Regions from separate parts of the Mus musculus genome. Here region 1 is linked to region 2. Evidence: chromatin loops called from intact Hi-C (ENCODE). Cell type or tissue: heart. All regions are shown on one strand.

The links. Hi-C counts contacts between places; a loop is a spot of excess contacts. Peaks named below come from ENCODE experiments on the same cell type or tissue, not always from the same donor. Only the 100,000 strongest peaks of a DNase experiment are listed, where the experiment ranks them.
Region 1: it touches region 2 in a loop (2.9-fold over the local background); 5 of 42 quality-filtered maps call a loop at or near these places.

Annotation. Positions count from the first base shown.
Region 1 is chr6:35,378,627-35,381,126 of GRCm38, forward strand. No RefSeq gene overlaps it. Among named protein-coding and RNA genes, the nearest start is that of Gm38789, 33 kb to the right of the region's middle. In heart, a CTCF peak has its summit at 1,463 (motif pointing right); a DNase peak (open chromatin) is centred at 1,425; H3K4me3 peaks cover 857 bases; H3K27ac peaks cover 1,186 bases.
Region 2 is chr6:36,003,590-36,006,089 of GRCm38, forward strand. No RefSeq gene overlaps it. Among named protein-coding and RNA genes, the nearest start is that of Gm38790, 5.1 kb to the left of the region's middle. In heart, a CTCF peak has its summit at 1,303 (motif pointing right); no DNase peak of the experiment used is centred here.

The DNA of each region.
Region 1 (2,500 bases), 620 kb before region 2:
CGCTGGCCATAGGGCTCTACCTCCTGTGACTCTCTGGAATGAAGAACCTCAGAACAGAACCTGTGACAATGTTCACCAGCTTGAGAAATAGGAAGTAGTTTCTGTGTAGCACCATCCTGCCACTAGCCAGCCTGGCCATTCTTAGAGGGTTTATTATTAAAAAGTAACCATCTTTACCCAGCGCCAAATAGCTATCTAAGGGAAAAACTCAACCGTGTGGATGTTCTTTCCCAGTGTTGTGTCATCCAAACATTTGGCCCCAGAGAGAATCCGGCATATGTGTGTATTTAGCACACAGACACCCAAGCTTTTGGACAAGAAACAGAAAACTCAGCAAACACAGGGAATCCTGGCATTTGTAGAAAGGAAAGTCGCAAGGCCGAGGAGTCTGTGGGTGGTTTCGGGCCAATGTCAACAGCCCCAGTATCTCTGAGAGCAGTAGAGACTCTGGTGAGAGACTCATCCCAGCCTAATGAAGTGAGGATAGGTGGCAGGGTCAACACTCACCTCCCCGAATGACCGCTCTGCCCTTTCTAGCTTCTGGGCTAAGGAGCATGTGTCAACTTGCATAGCCCCCAGCAGTCTGCTTTCTTGGCTCTGGCTTACCTTGGAAGGCAAAAATAAGTTCTTTGTTCCAGCATACCACAGCTACTTAGATGTGGAAACTTAGCCTTCTTAAGATCAAAATCCCATTACTCACCCTGCCTGCTACTATATTGGAAAGCTTGTGGCCCACAATTAGCACTGCTATAAGTAGGCTGGCTAAAAACGTACCTATCTTTGAAAAGGTGATGATGACCAGCCAGGAGCTAGCACATCTGGCCCGAGGTTTGGCATACGCATGCAGAACTATACTCAAGGCAGACTGTTTTGCAAGCTTTAGTCTTCATTGCCTCTCAGGGACAGTAGACAGAGAAAGGATTGGGGTCTCTGAGCTATCTGCCTCCTCTCACCTAGATGACTCCAAAGAAAATACATTGCCTTTGTCAGGCTGAGATTGATTAACATGACATGGTCTAGCCAGCTGTTAGGTTCTGTAACCTGCCACCCCCTGCCTCTGTCTCCCGTCTTCAGCTACATAATGAGGCTCTGTCTTAAAAAGCAAGGAGCTGGGAGTGTGGCTCGGTGGTTGAGTGCAAGAGCACAAAGCTCTGGGTTGGAGCTCCAGCACAGTCACAAAGAAAACCAGAAAAAGAAAAAAAAAATTCACATGGTTTCTTGCTAAGGGGGCATACCCCGAACGTTGCTTCCCTGTTCGCGATCCCTTACAGTCTAGGCTGGAAGAATTCTGTTTCTCAGAAGGCCCATTCTTCATCCAAAACATCAACAACCCCCCACTGCCTTTGAACATCGAATCAGAGCAAAGCAAACAAGGGAACCAGAGCGACCCATAGTGAAAGCGGGAGGGGCCTCGCGCTGGTTGCCGGCAGCAGGTGGCGCCCTTGGGTCACCCTCTTCAGTCTCTAGCAGAACAGTGCCTCCTATCTGTCAAAACCCTTAACTTGTCTTTCTCAGCCTTGAGTGTTCCAGCTTGCTGACTCTCTCAGCTTAGGAACTCCCTCCTTCCCTCCTCAGGCAGGGCCCACATGCTGTCCTTGCAATGGGCAAGGAGTTGCATTTCTGGGTGGATGGAAGCACATTTATTATACCACACACAGCGGAAAGAAAACAATTCCACCCAGTTCCCCTTTCTTTAATTAAAAAAATATTATTGTTGCTGTTATTATTATTCCTATTATTATTACTACTACTATTACTTATTATTTGTGTGTGTGTGTGTGTGTGTGTGTATGGTTATTTTGCCTGAATGTATTTCTGTACACCACATACATGCCTGGTGCCTACAGATCCCCTGGAACTGGAGTTCTAGATAGTTGTATAGAGTCATGAGGGTGCTGAGGAATTGTGCCCAGGTCCTCTGGAAGAGCAGCCAGTGCTCTTAACTACTGGTAGTAGATGGTTACAGAGTCGCTTCAAGGATGAAATCAGGTCTTTGCATATGCCTGGCATACCTGTCTTCTGAGAGGCTCTACCAGCAGCTGATCGAGACAGAGGCAGATAATTACACCCAACCATTGGACTGAATTAAGGTTGAATTAAAGGAAAGATTGAAGAATCTGAAAGGGAGGGCGACCTCATAGGAAGACCAGCAGACTCGACTAACACAGAACCCAGGGAGCTCCCAGAGACGGAGCCACCAACCAGGAGCATACACAGCCAGGTCTGAGGCCCCTGGCACATATACAGCGGAGGTCTGCCTGGTCTGGCCTCAGTGGGAGAAGATGCACTTACTCCTCCAAGAGACTTGAGGACCCAGGGAAGGGGGAGGCCTGCTGGAGGTTGGGAGCACCCTCTGGGAGGCAAGTGGGAGGAGGAATAGGATGAGGAATGGTGGGTCGGAGGGACGGGGGGGTGGGGGAGGAGGTCAACGACTGGAATATAAATAAATAAAATAACTTAAAAAAGAAAGGAAGAACGGAAAAAAGTGGAGTGGCATATG
Region 2 (2,500 bases):
AGATAAATAAAATGTGAGTCTTCAAAGAATAAACCATGCTTCTGAACTTTGTCCCAGCCTTCTAATTAGCCTCTCTCCCCAATTGTCACTCTGGCTTCTGGTGTTTGCTCCTCACCCTGTGTTCTCACTACTCTTGCATGTGGCATTTCCTCATGAGTACACAGTATCACTGGAGAGGATGATCTAGTCATTTACTAAGTCTCTAAGACAAATTTGTCTTCTTTTGGAAACCCTGAGTAGACTTCTAATTTCAAAAATGGGTTCAAGGTTGTGCTGAAGAGAGGAACACACACACATTGTATGGAGCAAGGCTTTCTTAAACAGCTGGCTGCTGTATGTATGCAGTTAGGCTTGTGTGTGTCTTAGGGTTTGAGAGGAGTAAAAAAATTATGCTTTAAATGAGGAAGGGCATAAGCATCTATGGCAATAACATAATACAGGACAATGAACAGGAAGTAAAATGGATAGCAAATCACTCTTATGTGGCCCCTCAAAAAATTGTATAGTAATTCATTTTTACCAAGGAGAAATAGCATCTAGAAAGAATTGTTGGTAAGGGGTGCCATCCTAAGTTTGACTAATTTTAAAATGACACTCTTGTACCTACTTCTATGGTTAACCTACTTACATCTATATTTCTATATTTACAAGATATTTTTAGAACTAGCTTTATTTTCTTATTTAGTTATCTGACTTTTTTGTTTCTCTCTCTCTCTCTCTCTCTCTCTCTCTCTCTCTCTCTCTCGTGTGTGTGTGCATTCTTGAGTCTAGGGATTTTAAAGACCCATTTTTAGTACTTCAGTTTGTTAGCAATGAGTCTGAAGTTAGATATTAAAATTTCACCTAAGAGTGTTTACTTAGAAGCTCTGAGAGTGCACTGGACAAGTGTGAAAAGTGATCGACAAGCAGAGAAATGTCATGGAATTATTTCTTTTTATCCATTCACTTACATGCTTTCTTGCTATTGTTGGTTTCAGTGTCCAATGGACTAGCAGGTTTCAGGAACCAAAATGGATAGGTACAATACAGTTTTCCTGGTATGAAGGTTGTGTGATGTAAATTGCATTTATTTAACCACTTAGCATAGTGCCTAACAGAGAGGAATCAGGACTCATTCCTAAACTCACCAAGTACCACAGTGCTCCTCATGTAATTCTCAGTGTTGGGACTCTATTCTCAAGTCTTGTGCCTTTGATACAGTATCAGATAAGATTCAGACCAGGCCACAAATGCAAGCAATGCTGAATGGGACTCTCTGACCTAGTAAAAGAAACTTGCAGCTGAAAAGCTTGTCCACTAGAGGGCAGAGCTCTTAAGTTGCAAGCTGTGATCTAGTACAGTAGGTAATGGGATTCTATCAGATGTTGTTTGTTTTGCCCATGCTTTGTTCCAAACCATAGTAACAGAGTGCGTGAAAGACATGCTTAATCCCAGGTGTGCAGAATAAAAGTTTCACTTTTCCCTTCTTAGCAAAGCATTTCTTTCCTGAGAAATGTGTTGTAAATCTTGACACCCTTAGAATATGCTGTCTGACTACTGAAGCATTTCCTTGTATCTAATATTGGTTGGAGCAGCAAGGAGAGAGGCAATGGTAGCTCTATTTCCCAACCTCATTATCTCTGTTGACCTAACATACTGGAGGTCTAGGAACCTCCCTTGCTAGAGTTGATGAAAATTAAAGCATGAAATAACAGTTCAGGGAAATTGTCCAAGGCACAGAACATCAAACTTGGAAATGATTTTAGCGTGCACAGTCTTCATTTTATTGATAATAAAATGAAGTCTGAGACCAGGAACTGACTTTTTATTAAGTACACAGCTAGTAATCTAAGACACAAACCAGGCCTAGAACCAGGTCTCATTTTTATACACCATTCCACCTTGCTCATCAACCTGAGAAATATTTGGGTGACCCTGGTTCACAAAGCCCCTCAGTGTCCTGATTAGAGAACCCTGATGAGATGCATCGTACAGATACAGTTGACTCGGCATTAATAAATACTATGGTTATACCAAATCAATTCATCTTCTATTGGATTGGATCTTACTTTTAAGAACACCTTAGAGATGCATGCTTCTTCATTGCTAGGCTTTATAAGTGGGGAATTTACAGTTGAGAAGTTATATGATCGTGTTGGTCGGCTGATGTTGATTAAGCAACCTCATCTTGATTTAGTTGAGAAACAGAGGATCAGGTATGGACTGGGGTTGTGTGTATGGGTAATAGTTTTCTGCCCTTTTAAATCTGATGATAATGAACCACTGATGGGCTCTAAAATTAGATGTTAGAGTAGGAATTGCAGCATACAACACAAGGCTTATTCAACTTGCAGTGAAATAGTGTAAGCGATGATTCCAAGCACAAGCGATGCCTTGAGTTGAGAGCAGGTTGGTGTGGTTCCACTGTGTGATGAACTCCCAGGGCTGCTCAGCACTTCAAACCTCATTCTAACCCCTCAGCTCATATAGGCTAGACAGTTCCTTAGTAAATTTACCTAAA